Regions from separate parts of the Mus musculus genome. Here region 2 is linked to region 1. The links are chromatin loops, found by intact Hi-C in ENCODE. Cell type or tissue: left cerebral cortex. All regions are shown on one strand.

Region 1 (8,000 bases):
ATGACGTCACCCACCTGCTTTGCGTGATGAAGTCACGGAGTGCAGTCTTCATCTTCTCTTCTGGCGCCTCCTGGGAAACCTTGACCAGTTCCCTCACTTCTTCTATGCCTTCTTCCTGAAGACAAACCACAGAGCCATGGGACTTGTATAGACACCATTGATTGTCACATCCCAGAAACAACAGCTGGCTATCTTAGTCTCTGTGGTTTTGGAGACCGGAAGTGCCCCTTTACCTTGGTGAACTTGGCCTGGAAACACAGCTGCGGCGTTCCCACTTTGATCCCTCCTTTCCGTAGGACCAGATGCGCATCCTCACCCACATTACTCGCAGTCATTGTGCCCCAGATCCGTTCCTATCTACCTAAGCATCATTTTTTGTCACTCACCTTGAGGAAAACCTAATATTGTGAGAAATATTTCATAATCTTAAATTTTATATGTAATTATTAAGTAACTTCAAAATCAATATTTAAGTCAATTTTATAGAGTAATAGAATCCTACTGACACTAAATACATACTTGCTCTTCTGAGTATGTCAGGTTTGGGGACAGGGAATGGGGCAGGTTGACTGCAGCAGTGACTATTGATATACATAATAATTTTACATTTCTCTTTGGGTCTAAATTCTAGGATTCTACTCAGAGAAAAATGGGGTCTAAGGGGAATTGCTCATATTCCCACTGCTCTGCTAGAATTTACAAAAGCTGCATTTCCTATCACCTGCCAAAATCCAGTGCCTGCTGACTCAATCTCCAGTATCTGAGGAACAGGCATCACAATGGAGTAAGGATTCAGGCTCTGGCTTGGGCTACCTGGGTTCTAATCTCCGGTGCCACTTACTAGTGAACTAATCTCATTATGCAGTCTCCTCATTTATAAAACTGGAAACTAATGGGAACTGTCTACACTGCCATCATAAGGGAATAAATAAACTTAGTCATGGAGGCCACGAAGGCCTATTGACACTGACCACTCTTCTAATTCCTTGCTCTCTTAGTGATGAACTAAAACTACTCTGTCTGAAGAAGAAACAAGACTAGACTTACAAAGCCCAGGGCCTCCACATTTTGTGAGCCGGCTACGCCTCTCAAGTTATCTTCAGAGTCTAGTTACGCAATTCCTAGAATCCCACAGCAGGAGGCATTGTTTTGCTTTACAGAAGCCAAGTTATGGAACAAAAATGAGGGAGGTAGAATTCTGTCCTTAGTGTAGGCTCTAGAGGAATAGGAAGTTAAGACAAGAGTCATCTGGTGGGACCTGTGGACTGCCAGTAAAGGACTAGGGGATGTCCATCCCAGTGAGGCATATGGGATGGGGAGGAAATCTGAGAGTAGGAGAGAGGACTAGTTAAAGCCAGATGTCAACTCTGAGATGCCTTCATGCTCCTGCCTTTGGGAGATGTTGGATCAGCCTCGTGTTAGGTATTGTAAGACTAAACGGCAGATTTGGTTAGTTTGGATTCTGATTTGGGTAGTTTGATTTGAATTCCAGGGGTTTTACAAAACATTCTCATTCCTCTGGGTCCACATGGTAGAAGCTTTGAAATGCAGTAGTCCCCAATTCAGTGTTACTTAACCTGAGGTCAAGACCCTGGTTGAATAAAAAGGCATATCTTTGTCCCCAGTTTCCCATTCTATCTATGAAGCCACCTACCAAGAGGTCAGCCATTTTTTCCAGCATGTTGGACCAGTGCAGTCTGAATGTCTGGTCTCCCCAGGAACTGATGAAGGAGACACAGGGCTTCTTGGCACCAAAGGGCAAATAGTTGTAATTTCTGTAAAAGGTACATTGGGTGCAGAAGTCAGTAGATAAGGAGTGGTTTTCAAGGAATTCCGATTTGTTCACGTTTCATGTGTTCTGTAGGGCTGCAGAAGAGAGGGTATGATAAAACTACTAATCCCATCCTTAGTCTATAATTGGAGACCTGTGAACAGTGAACGCCGGTTATGTGGTTACCATGGAAATGATTAAGAGTTACCAATAAATCAAGATGGCGACACACATCTGATTCTAGCACTTGAAATGAGAGGCAGGAGGAGAATTCAAAGCCATCCTCAGCAACAAAGTAAATTCAAGGACAGCCTGGGCTGCATTTGAAACTCTCAAAATAAAACCAACCAAACAAACAAAAGGAGTTCCCCCCAGACATAGGACAAAGTTTTAAAATTACCATTAGTGTGTAGAGTATGTTGGAAAAAAACCTTCCTCAATGAAGACTTAAGTTGATAAAGAAAAAAGAGCAAGATTCCTTTTTAAATATGTGCATTCTGAGCACATTGTATTGACCTGCTGGTATAACAGATGAGAGTAAAATTTTTTGGAGAAAAGTAAATTATATGACCAATGGGGATAAAGGCATATATACCAATCTAAATCAGTACTTGGTAGCTTGATACCATTCTTTTATCCGTTTGTCCACTCATCCATTCAATACTTATTCTTACCAGGCACTGGTGCCTTGTTTGGCTAGGAAGGACTAAGAGGTATAGCCAAGCAGCAAAGATGTGGAGCCCCCAGGAATGTGGTGGTGGTGTGTGTGTGTGTGCATGTGTGTATATGTGTGTGTATATGTATGTGCTATGGGTCTGTGTGTGCATGTCTGTATATGCTATGGGTCTGTGTGTGCATGTGTGTATATGTATATGCTATGGGTCTGTGTGTGCATGTGGGTATCTGTGTGTGTGTATGTGCATGTGTATATGTGTCTGTGCATGTGTGTGTATGTGTATTTGAACACATGGTCACCAGATACCTGCACTGTTTAGGAAGGTTGGAGACCTTTTGGGAGGCAGAACCTCACTGAAGGAAGTGGTCACTGGATTTATTGCTTGACTCCCTTCCTGTCCTCTCTCTCTCCTACCTGACAGTAAACATGATGCGACCAGCTTCCAATCCTGCTTCATCATGGTGGACTGTATCTCCACGAAATATAAGGGGAAATAAACCTTGTGCCTCTAGTTGCTTTTATCAGGTATTTTTCTCTTAGTAACAAGACATACAAGGCCAGAATTAAGGACACAAAAAATACCTAAGATTTATACTGGCCAGAACTTGTCACTTACTGGCTTTGGACAGGAAGGAAAAGTAGACCTGGGGCTGGAGAGATAGCTCAGCAGTTATGAGGGTGTACCACTATACAGAGAACCAGAGCTCTATTCCAAGCATCCCTGTGGGGTGACTCACAGCCATCACTCCTGCTACAGGGGATCTGACACACTATCCTGGATTCAGCAGGCACACTCACGCATGAACATAGCTCCCCCACCCCCACTCCCACCCCCACATATGCATATAACTTAAAATAAAAGAAATCTTTAAAATATGGAAGAAAACAACTGACAATCTCCAACAGTGGGTTGGAAGACTGGGAGTGGAGGGATCTGTCTAGAGGTGGCAAGCTGGGAAACAAATGAGTCTGGTGACAAGCTGCCCAGATGGGGACATCTAATCTGCCCGATCTGGAAAGAGGAGCAGTGGCCAAGGAGACAGACTGGGAAGTCAGTTCCTAGGGAAATGTCTGGACTGCTTTAACCTGACACTTGTGGAAATAGTTTTCTCTCAGGTCTAACAGAGCATCATGGCTGCTCTGCCTTTAGATGAATTCCCTGGGCGTGTCTCTGGGGGGGGGGGGGGCTAAGGACTTACTAGAGTGGTAGTTACAATGCTTTTCCTGTTTGCAGCTGGTTCCAGCACTGAGATGAATTTGTGTTTCTTATCTTACTGAAAGCTGGATGAAACCGTCCCAGGAATTGGCAAAAATTGTCACCCAGCAGAAACTTTGCTCTCACCTGCCCTGTCTCCTCCTACCTGTTCCCGTCTGTCACCAGAGGCTTCTCTGGGTGAGTGGTGGAGGCCATGGAAATGGCACTGTCCTGGGCCACATCTTTTTCTCCTTCGTGCAGCAAAGGAAGGACGTCCTCTTCAGTCAGCTCAGTCGATTTTTTCTTACTTCCATGATGAGACCCTCCATCAATCAGGTTCCCAAAGTTACCTTCAGAGACAAGAGCAATGGGCTGAATGTCAGTGAGTGGGATCAGTCAGCTTAGCATACCCCACATTCTCTCACAGCAAGGAGCTAGGATCAGTCAGCTTGGCATACCCACACCCTCTCACAGCAAGGAGCTAAGATCTCAAGATAAAGACAGAAAGAACAACCCATGGAGAACAAGAAAACTGATTGACAAAGTCAAGAATTCTTATTTTCCTGTTCATAAAACGTACACAAGTTGCAAGTCAACAAAGATGGTTAAGGAAAAAAAATCCTCTGAAGGTTTTAATTTTATTAATTTATTTTTAATTTTATTTATAGCCATTTTTTTTTACCTATTTTAATTTTATCACATTATTTTGTGTGGGTACATATATCTATGAGTAAGTGTGGCAGTCGGAGGACAACATGCAGGTGCTGGGATCTCTCCTTCCACCTGTGCATCCCAAAGACCAAAGTCAGGTGATCGGGCTTAGCAGCAAAATACTTTGGCTTTCTGAGTTATCCCCGCTTTTAACAGCTTAGTGTATACCGCCTACCAAAATTCGCCATGGAGACTTGATAAATTATCATTCTGGATGTGTCATTTGGTAATCAGATTTTATTTCCACACACACACACAAAATATTAGGAACCTTCTCAAAACTGCTTCTTCTCTAAGAGAAGTGTGAGTACCCAAAGATGATATCATGTTTTTAAAGGGTGAGTGGGTGTTGGAGAGAGAGGAGGAGTGGGGGAGGGGAAATGTTTTCATGTAAGAGAAGGTCTCTCCAGTAAGAGAAGGTCTCTCCAGCAGGCACAGGGACAGATCACTGCTCCAGCTGGCCTCCTAGAGCTGAAAGGAGGAATGGTCACTGGCCCCATCCCTAACCCAGAAACCATTTCCAGTTGATAACCACTTTCCTCCAAGGGAGTCTCACTCGGGAAACAAATAACCCTAAGAGCAGGCTGCATGCCCAGCAGTAGATGGCCACCAGAAAATGAACTCCGTGGCAGCTTTGAAGCCTCCTTGTCTCATGATGTCACATCAGAGCTTTACCTTTTTAAAATTCTTATTCTTAAAAATGTTTTTATTTATAAATTATTATTTTATATTTTATCTATATAATTTCTCTATTGATATTTTATTTTTACATTTTTATATTTGTATTTTTTATTTAAATATTTTTTCTTTATTTCTACTATAGGTCCTTTGTGCATATAGAATAGCTTCCAGCTTAATATTTTTATGGGCTTCCTGACTGTTCAAATGAGTTGGTGTCTGTCTCTTGTGCCTTCTCTTGACCAATTCTGATGTGTTAATTTTTATCATATCATATCATGTCATGTCATGTCATATCATATCATATATCTCTTAGCATCTTGTTTGTTTTCTGGTAAGAGACAGAAAGATGGTGGATCCAGATGAGAGGGGAGGTGGGAGGAAGCAGGAGGAGGAATCAAGGGAGCAGAAATCATAATCAGGATACATTATGTGAGAAAAAACATTTATTTTCAGTAAATCAATAAAAGGGAAAAAAAAGACAAGGCCTCTCCTGTCAGAATTTTGTCCTTCACAGTTTTAATAGACATCTTCATCCTGTGAACATGCAGACATGGGACTCCCTGCCAGGCCTCCAGCTGTGTAGCTTAGGACTGCATCTCATCTCTACTTCCTTCTGCTCTGTTGCAACATAGCTGCCGGGACGTGAATCTGCTCTTCTCTGATGGAATTAGTGCTCTTAGCTGAGCTGCTCCTTAGCCAAGGAAGATGGCTGGGGACTATGGCTGTAGTCTCTACTGAATGTGTGACGTATGGCATCAACTCTTCAAATCTTGCAATTCTGGAGGAGTCATTATATTTCCTATTGTATACACGAGGAAACCAAGCCCCAGAGAAGTGAAATCATCCCAAAGTAATGGAACCAAGATTAGTAACCCAAGTCCCTGAATCCACACCTATACTGATTACTGTTTTCTTTTTGTGTGTTTGTTTGTTTCTAAAAATCTATAGGGATAAATCTACTCTTTATGTGTTGACACTGGGTACCCAGAGAAGCATCCTTTCTGTTTGAGGTCCTGACTATCATCTCCACCACAGTACAATCACCTTATGTAAGGCATTCGTTCACTTCTTCAAGAGACAAACACTCCCCAAGCCCTACAAGTGTCTGCACTCACCAACAGAAACTTCAAAGCTGATCGGTTTGTCTCCAATCTTCCTGTCAATCATGGTAGCTTCAAAAAAGGCTCCGAAGAGTAAAAAGTCCTCATATTTTTCCGGTATAATCTACAGAGAAGAAAAAAAAATTGCTAGACAGATCTGGCTTCCTTTCCTCTCTAGAAAGCCAAGTTAGTGAAACTCATTTGGTCTGCTACACTTCGTAGACGCCTGAGTCTCTGTTACAGCTGGAAATGCCATGCCTTGCCACCAAGCAGACAGGCAGAATCATGGCCAACAAACTCAAGTCCAAACTCAGCTAGCCACTGGTCAGTCTAAAATGACACAGAATCACGCTCTGAACTGCTAGCTTATTATAAGTCTCCTTATAAGCAGTCTCCTTTCACACAAAAGATGAGCTTGGTGTGTGTCTTCCCAAGTTGCTGTTTGAGGGTGGGAGGCAATAATGAGCAGGTGTTTGGATCCAGGAAATTAAAGATGAGATACTGAGAGTCATAGCACTGGACCCTTACACATGAGCGAAACTGTATGGCTTAGATGCAGTGCTCATATACATTTATTAAGGTTCCTTATAACAACTTTGAGTGCTGGAATCGAGATCATTCCCATGTGTTCTTTGAGATTAACATATGCTAACCTGTTGCCTTGGGGCTGATCCACAGTCAACGTTCACTTCCTTAAATAATTAGTGTGGTGGTTTGAATCGGTTTGGCCCCCATAGGCTTGGCCCATGGGGACTGGCATTATTAGGAGGTGTGGCCTTATTGGATGGGTGTGGCTTTGTTGGAGGACGTGTGTCACTGTGGGGGTGGGCTTTTAGGTCTGCTAGTGCTTAAGTGTGGAAGAGTCTCCTCCTGGCTGCCTGCAGAAGATAGTCTCCTCCTGGCTAACCTCAGATGAAGATGTAGAAATCTTGGCTCCTCCAACACCATGCCTGTCTGCACACTGCCGTGCTTCCTGCTATGATGATAATGCTATAAGCCAGCCCCAATTACAATGAAATGTTTGCCATTATAAGAATTGCCTTGGTCATGGTGTCTCTTCACAGTAATAACACTGTAGGGCAATTAGGAAACTCATAAAAAGAGGGAAGTGTTAGGCATAGCAAAAGCTTCAATCAATCCTGTGTATCTGGGGTGCCGGACACACTGAAAACTATTGGAAGGGATCCACTTGTATCTGAGTCAGAAATGCTTTTATATTGAAAGGACATTAGAGCTCTCTACTCCAACCTCTAGTGTTTAGCTTTATAAAATAAAGTGCAAAAAGACTAAGGGGCTTCCAAGGTCACACAGCAAGACTAAGTCAGCTATGGCTTAAGACCTATTCTTTACCAAGACTGCATGGTCAAAAAACCTACAGGTAATCTGGAAGACTGGAGTGTGGCAGGTCATGCGGCAGTGGTTCTCAACCTGTGGGCCATGACCCCTTTGGCAAACCTCTATCTCCCAAATATATCTACGTTACAATTCTTAACAGTAGCCGAGTTCCAATCAGGAAGTAGCAATGAAAGTAATTTATGGTTGGGGGGGGGAGGGGTCACCATAAGACGAGGAAGTTTATTAAAGGATTACAGCATTAGAAAGGTTGAGAGCCAACCAGTACACCATAGGGTAATACTCAGTTCTTTGCAAGTAGCTCTTCCTAATGGGGAATTATTTCTGAGTGAAGATTCTGAGTGAGGTGAAGAGGTATAAAAGGGTTCTCTGGCTTTGCAGCTGGATTTACTAAAGTCCAAGGAAAGAAGAGCAGGGCTTAAATTCCTTAGCAGTAAGCTAAGAGAACAAAACAGCTGTGGCCCCACAGACATGGGGTGAACAGAACAAGAGTCCTGAAGTAGGCCCCTAAAA
Region 2 (8,000 bases), 75 kb after region 1:
GTTGGCTTTTGTGAACCATGGAAACTAGCTAGAGCACGCCCCTCCGCCCGAGCCCTATCTGCATGCCCCTCTGGGCTTAGAGGCCATTTAGACTCTGCATGAGCCAATGAAAGGCATCTATCCTGGCCATCCTGAATTTTATGTCTACCTTCTGCTCAGTGCTTAGAGTAGGTGGAAACTTGCCACCTCCACACACCTCGTTTGTGTGCAATAGTCACCAAGGTCCCAAGGATCCTGCATGGTTCGGGAACGGGTTGCCCCACTCCATGTTTCTTTCAGCAGTAGACTTTGATTTTCCTCTTGCTACAGGAAAACGCCACCCATGTCTCTCTGTGGCATAAGCAACTGCTTACCCAGGACCCACCTTTCCACACCACAGTCAGGGATGAGGGCTCAAGGCTGGCTTTGCTGTGCAGCCACTGGTGGTGTGTGAAGCTGGAGCTAAATAGGCCACTGCTTTGGAGTGTGTGGTGGATCTGAGTGGCAGAAATGCTTAGGGAGGAAAAAAGCGAGGTTCATTAAGTTGTCAGATCTCTCCTCTTGGAGAACATAGGATTCTTGCATAACTAAGCTTCATTTCCCAGCAGTGTCCGGAATGACTGTCTTCATTCATTTTGTTCTGCATTTTGCCATCCCAGGGGTATCGAGAATTAGCTCAGCATTACCAACAGAAGCAATGGCTCATAGAGAACAACACTCTACAATACTGAAGCGCTCCATAGCACCCTTTGCCTGGTATATAGGTCAACAGGCACTTCACACACCTGGTGGACTTAGTATGCTTATTTTTGTAGGCAGTTAGTAGGGCAGCAGGTGCTAAGCTTCTTGACAACTTTCTTCTATTCATATTTTAGATAACACAGGAAATAACAAGTTTAACTGTGACATCTCCATAGTACATGTCCGTGTTTGTTCTTTACCTGCCCACGGCCTCCCTCTTTAACAGAGCTCTTCCTTACCCCACGAATAATCTCTCCCTTTTATATGAATGTGTGATTTGACAAAATCACACATTCAAAAGCTAAATTTAATGGTTTTTTTAGCTTTTAGTTCCTTTTTACTTAAAATCTGAATGGTTGTGTTCTTATAACTGTGTTCTAATTAAACTGCTTTAAATAATTCTATAATAAAACCTATCAGATATGTAAAAAATAGATTCGACACTTCTAGACTGGCTTTAGATTGTGGTTCTATTGAGATATATTTAAATATCAGTATCTGAATATGTCATATTCTATTTTTCAATCCTTCATATATATTCACATATATGAGATACAACATGCAGAACAATGCAGCTTCTTTCTTGCTTTTGTAAATAAGATTATACTGGAATTGATTCAAATGATTTTCTCACACTCTGTCTAGAGCTCTCTTCTGTTTCTGCAGCAGAGTTGAATACTTGCAACAGAGATATAAAAAGGTCCATAAAGCTTAAAATATTTATTGCCTGGCCTTTACAACTCTGCCACCTCCTGCCTTCTTGTCAATGTAATATAAATTATGTGAAAAAAATCTGCTTTCAATTGCATTAGTAATTCTGCCGCAGAGAAATCAAGAACTACAAACACTATTGAGTAAATAAATAGTCTGCTGTGAATATATAGTCTTACCATTGCCAGTTGCTTATGGAAATGGTGCCAGGCTGGCAAGTTCAACCACTCTCGACACTGTGCCCCGTCTATAAAAATGCTCGTCTTACTTATTCGCTATTGTCATTATGAAGGCAAATTGGTCAAGACATATTTTGCCAAGAAGTAGCTCAGCTTGTGACTTTCAAGCCTTCTTCAGTACATTTTGATTTACTTATTTTGTGTCCACGTGTCCCTGTGTGGGGGTGCACAGCTTACGGGGGTCAGTTCTCTTCTCCCCTCGTGTGGCATCTAGGAATCAAACTCAGCCTCATCAGGCTCGGCAGTAGGAACCACAGTGAGGAGGCAGGAGCTTGGTGCTTTTATCTCGAAGAACCGGAATTTCTGCTGAGCATGAACAGCAGTGAAGGTGAGCACGCACTCCTCCACAGCCCAGAGCCCTCTTGCTCTCCTTCATCCCGATCGGATTCATCCATGTGTGACCTTCTGGGACCATGCCACGCGATGTCCTACCTGCTCCCTCCTACACTGTTGCCCGCCGCCTTCCTGGACATTGCGTTTGCCCTGCGCGCCTAATTTCTCCTTGTCTGCACAGAAATCATAACGTTCCTCTGTGGCTCCGGACTCTGCGTGTCTTACTAACCAGAGTTGCTCAATGAGCAGAGCCAGCAGGAGCGCATCCTTTTTCTCTCAAGACTGATTCATAAATGAAATGAATTATCTCAGGGCCCTTTCTCCAGCCCCTTCCAACCTAGTAATCACGCCACAGGGCGCTTCACAGGGCACTAGTATAGTTTAATTTCAGATGTTTACTAATTTCGCTTTTCAGCCAAGAAGGGTACCTAGGGTTAGAGTATCTCATGGGCCGCAGAATATGCCTGTGATTTAGTAACATTGCTTTGTTCTCAGGGTTTTTATTTGTTTTTGGTTGGTTGGTTGGTTGGTTGGTTGGTTGGTTGGTTGGTTGGTTTTTTGAAACAGGGTTTCTCTGTGTCGCCCTGGCTATCCTGGAACTCACTCTGTAGACCAGGCTGGTCTCGAACTCCGAAATCTGCCTGCCTCTGCCTCCCAGGTGCTGGGATTAAAGGTGTGTGTCACCACTGCCCGGCAGGGTTTTTATTTGTAATCATCTTCTCCTACAGTAAAAAAGACTAGCACCACAAAAGGGGTTTTCCTTTAGACCCAGCTTCATTTTAAATAAACACAAGCAAAATTCAAAGTTTGTGTATAATGTTTTGGAGAAAATATTAGTGTCTATAGCACAGTAAGTTGAATATAGTTAATAATAATAATGTATTTTATATCTTAAAACAGTAGTTATCATAAAAGTGATAAAAGTCTAAGTGATAAAAGTGATAAAAGTGATAAAAGTGATAAAAGTGATAAAAGCCAATTGCCCTGAGTTGAGTTCTACCCAATATGAACTTAAACTAAAACATATTTAATGTGCCAATCAAAAAATTTTTAGATGTATAGAGAATAAAAGGTGATGATGATCATGGCACCTGCCTCTAATCCAAGAGGCAGGGGATTGCTGTAAGTTTGAGGTCTATATAGCAAGTTCCAGGCCAGCAGGGCTACACAGGGAGATTCTGTTTCAAAAAAACAACAACAACAACAACAAACAACAACAACAACAACAACAAAAAACCTAAATACTAAAAAATAAAATAAAATAATACTTGGATGATGCCTCTAAAAATATTATATTTAACCATGCATACAGTTCTTATTCTGCACCAGGTGCCACTCCATGTAACTTGCTAACTCGTTTATTCTGAGGCTAAGTTCTGTTGGTGAAGATTGCTCAGCAAGGCTGACAGGGCTCCTGATGCATGGCTCTTGCCCATGCCTGGCACAGAGCAAGCTCAGTCCTGGTGACAGAAGCACTGCCACAGAGGGTGGTAGCTGACTGAGAGACGGCGGGTAGGTCAGAGGCTTTGGGCTGCAACGAAAAGTGAATTTCAATCAGTTGCCCAATGCTTTAACTTAGCTCCCTCCGGAGACTGCTCCAGCTTTCTCTTGGACTCTGACTTTTAGCGTTCCTTTATCCTTGGCCATGAAAGAGTTAACACTTGGGCGCAAAGTGTCTCAGATGAGTCCCTTAAAATTCTCCTGCCCCCCAGTTCTCAGTAGAGCAGGCTTCTTGCCTGCCATCTTCCTGGTGTTCATTTTGGAAGGTTCTATAGTTGGGACACTCAGTGTTGCTATACTCACCCATCTCCCAGCTGTCTGTAGCTCTTTCTAAGACTTGCTATCCTGGAGAGAGACACGGTGTGACTCAACTATTTCAAGCTGTGCTTCTTAAAGGAAACCCTCTGTTTATCTGGAAAAATATATTTAAAAACGTGTTAAGGCAGTCAGAATGACTGATGATACCATGAAGATTCCCATAGAGCTGTCTTTCTCGTATCCATGGTCTCCTTTGTGTTTCATACTTGCAATTATAAATCTGCAAAAAAAAAAAAAAAAAAAAAAAAAAGACCAAACTAATTAGCCAACTCAAACTTAGCAGGTTTGTTGGTTTCATAATGATTGGAGCTTTTTAAGCAAGGAAAAAAAATTGAACTCATTGAGATGCAAATTTTGTTTTCTTTATGAGGTCAGTATCAAAGGACGTTTATTTCTTTACATACATGTTCCAGGGATTGGCCTTTAAAAAGGCATTGCTATAGACTTTCTGGTGCAAAGACTGGGTGATAGACAGAGGGAAGAAGACAGGCCTATCACACCAACAGCCACAGCGACCCTCAACACACCTGCTTTGTAGAGCCCTTTGCCTCCCACACCCTCCCCACTGCAGCTCATTTGAATGCAATTCCACCAGAGGTTGGTGACGGATGAGCCCTTCTGAGCCCACCTGAGCCCAGAGAGTGCAGTGGACGAACCCACAGCCTTCACTGTTTCATGCTGACAAACAGCATCAGCCTGAGAAGGATCTAGTTGTTATATTGGGAAGGCAAGCAAATAGGACATGCTAAACATGTATGTTTAGCAGATGAGGGGTTGATCTGACCGTGTGGTGAGTGAAAGGAAGGCTAGTCCAAAGCACTGACTACAGTTAAAAAGGAAGAGGATTACGGCTCATGGGTAGCTCTGCTTGCTAAATGCTCTCTTCAGACGGTGGCGCTTTTGTCTGTCCGTGAGCGTTTCTATGTGTGAAGTGCTGTGATGGCCACCAGGAATACAGGGTAGCCCATGCCTAGAAAGGTCTCAGAACAGTGTGGGGATAACAGAGAGGGAGAGAACTGGACAGAGACAGCACTGAGTGCAGGATGCTGAGGAGCAGAGAGAAATGCCAGCTCGTTGTGCCCACAACTGTGAGTCAATACATTCAGAAGACAGTAGTGTCTTGGGCTACAAGGTAGTGCGGAATAGTGCTTCGATTGGGCATAATCTGAAGGCAAAGACCGCAGGATTGGCTCATAGATAGATAGGGTAGAAAATTCGAGAACAAGAGGCGTTGGAATAACTCTCAGGCTTTGGCTTCGGAAGTTTAACTTATTAGTATGGAAACCACACACACCAGAACAGATCGGGCGGCATAAACAAAAGTTGGAGTTAAGCCCTATATCCCTGTTAGACAGCTGTTAGGTTAGTGTAGCCACATATGGCCTGTGGGGGGAGGTCCCAGCTGCAGATATTAAATTAGAGAATAGTATTTAAAACCATGAGGCCCCTTAAGAGAAATCTTGATTTAGAAGAGTCAAAGGGAAGAAAGAAGAGACAAAGAAAGACAGAAGAGGAACAAGAGAAGGGGCGGGGCAAGAGAAGGGTGGGGCAAAGGAAGGGGCGGGGCAAGGGAACAGGAGGGGCAAAGGAAGGGGAGGAGAGAAAGATGAGGAAGGGAAAGGAAGAAGAGGATGAGGAGGGGAAGAGACAGAAGAAGAAGGAGGGGGAGCTGAGGATAGCAAATTAGGAGGAAAGGGATAAGGAAAAAGAAGGCTTGTGTCCTGGATAGGGCAGACAGGATCCAGAGACTTCCAGCAAACATGTGAAGAGTGAAGTAAGAATCAACTGGACTGAGCGCTGGGTCCCCAATAGAGGAGTTAGAGAAAGGACTGAAGGAGTTGAAGGGGTTTGCAACCCATAGGAAGAACAACAATATCAACCAACCAGAGCTCCCAGAGTCTAAACAACCAACCAAGGAGTACACATGGCTCCAGCCGCACATGCAGCAGAGGATGGCCTTGTCAGGCATCAATGGGAGGAGAGGTCCTTGGTCCTATGAAGACTCGATAGAGGCTCCAGTGTAGGGGAATCGAGGGTAGGGAGGTGGGAGTGGGTGGGTGAGTGGAGGAACACCCTCCTGGAAGCAGCAGGGAGGGGAATGTCATTGAAAGAGTCCATTAGAGGCCAGGCATTTCAGATGCAGGGAAGGAAGGGAAAGCAGCCAAAACTGGTGAAGGAGCAAAGCAAGCACTGCACAGCAGAGGTGCTGGCTGGTAATAGCAGGTGCCTGACATCCATCCAATTAGCACAAAGACAGCAGAGAGATGTAAGCAATGCTACCACAAATGCATTGATCATTGAAGCGGCAGACAGAGATGACATTCTTTGTTGATTCTGATATTCTTACTATACTATACTATACTTACTCGATTAAAGAGCTGGCTACCCATGTGTTCGTGCTTACTGCGATCAGGAACTTATATAAGTAGAAAAGATGCATGATTTTCTCAATTACAAATATACAAAGCTGATGTTATTACTGCCTTTTCATGAGGAGTAAATCAAGACATAAAAAGTTAAGTGTCCTAACACAGTTAGTACAGCCTGGATATCATTCCAGGGACTCAGATTCTAGAGTCTAGGATCTGAAGGGGAAGAGTATTAGTCACCCAAGAAAGTGATATCGAACGCACTGTGACGCCAACAAGGGCTCAGCTGCTTTTCATGGGTATGGAGATAAAGGAAAATCAATTCATATAAATGCATGGCATTTACTAGCCTCAGCTAGCTGTCTGGGGCAGGCAAAGTGCACAGGCAAAGATGGAATCTGGTGTGATTTGGCCAGATAAATACAAAAGAAACCAGACTGAGGGTTTGGGCAGGGAAGTAGTTACAAGATGGCCAACAGAATCTAGTTAGATCAAAAGTGACAATGTGAAAGGCAAAGAAAGACAGAGATAGGGGATGTGTGTGTGTGTGTGTGTGTGTGTGTGTGTGTGTGTGTGTGTGTATCCCCTTATTTCTTCCTTCCTGCTTCCCTATAGTCAGGTCCAGTCTGCTGGCCATGCTCAGTCTATTAATTTCTCTCTCTGCTTTGGACTCTTCCAGATCCGGCTAGCTGTACTCTCCCACATATCCATAACAGAAATCTTCCCCTTAACTATAGCATGAAATGGTAATGTCATGTCATCAGTTTATATACCAAAAAGAGTTGTTATGGGAGAAGGTAAAAAGCTACTACCTTGTCTTAGTTACTTTTCTTGTTGCTGTGATAAAATACCTGAGAAAAACAACTTCAGGGAGAAAGCATTTATTTTGCCTCACAGTCAGATTATAGTCCAACATCGTGGGAAAATCACAGCAGCTAGAGCTTGAGGTAGCTGGTTACATCATGTTCACAGGAAGGAAGCAGAGAGCAATGCGTGCTGGTATTCAGCTTATACAGTCTAGAATCCCAGCCTAGGGAATGGTGCTGCTCACAGTAGGCAAGTCTCCTCACCTCAAATAACATATCAAGATAATTCCCACAGGGCTACCTACAAGGCCCTCTCCCAAGTACTGCTAGTTTTCATCAAGTTGACAGTTAAGAACAACTGTCACAGATAGATAGGCAGCAGGGGAAGCAGTGGCCTCAATAGTGGCCTCAACAGGTTTTCATTGGAACAAGGAGGTAGAGGCAGCTGTCAGGGAAGAAAATGAAGGAATAGGGGACAGATGAGTCCAAACAGTGCAGTGATGGGGGGGGGGGATAAGAGATTGTGTTCAAATGAAGAAAACGTAGGCCCATGAGGAGCTCAGTGTCCAGGTGAGGATGCAATGAGAAGACATCTAAGCCAAGAAGCAGGTGCTCACCAGGAACTAAATCTGCTGCCACCATGATCTTGGGTTTCCCTCTAAAACCACAGGGACGTAGTGCTTGTTGTTAAAGCCACCTGGTCAATGCCACATTTGATTCAGCATCCTGAACTGGCTGAGACATTCCACATCAAGGACTTCCAGCAGAGCATGGAATGGAGGTGACAAGAGGGGATATTTTTTATCTTGCAGCAATTTTAGGGGAGAGTGTACAGTCTATCATCATGCATACCATGTTAGCCATAGAGATTTGAGTAGCTAATCTAAATCAAGCTCACAGTGTACACCTTGATTCCTAGTTTTCTGAGGTTTTGTTTGTTTGGTTGGTTGGTTTTTTTTTTGTTTGATTGGTTGTTTGTTTCATTGGTTTGGTTTGGTTATTTG

What was found. A loop is a pair of places that touch in the nucleus more often than their neighbours do. Peaks named below come from ENCODE experiments on the same cell type or tissue, not always from the same donor. Only the 100,000 strongest peaks of a DNase experiment are listed, where the experiment ranks them.
Region 2: a loop joins it to region 1, with 2.5 times the contacts of the local background. A loop is called at or near these places in 2 of 42 quality-filtered maps.

What each region holds. Positions count from the first base shown.
Region 1 is chr15:58,567,364-58,575,363 of GRCm38, reverse strand. It overlaps Fer1l6 (fer-1-like 6 (C. elegans)), which reads right to left. Exons shown (of 41, transcript NM_001370912.1): 12 at 6,150-6,258; 13 at 3,809-3,992; 14 at 1,655-1,775; 15 at 15-115. Among named protein-coding and RNA genes, the nearest start is that of Gm36451, 26 kb to the left of the region's middle. In left cerebral cortex, no CTCF peak of the experiment used is centred here; DNase peaks (open chromatin) are centred at 3,214 and 3,406.
Region 2 is chr15:58,492,194-58,500,193 of GRCm38, reverse strand. No RefSeq gene overlaps it. Among named protein-coding and RNA genes, the nearest start is that of Fer1l6, 14 kb to the left of the region's middle. In left cerebral cortex, no CTCF peak of the experiment used is centred here; DNase peaks (open chromatin) are centred at 558, 845 and 3,819.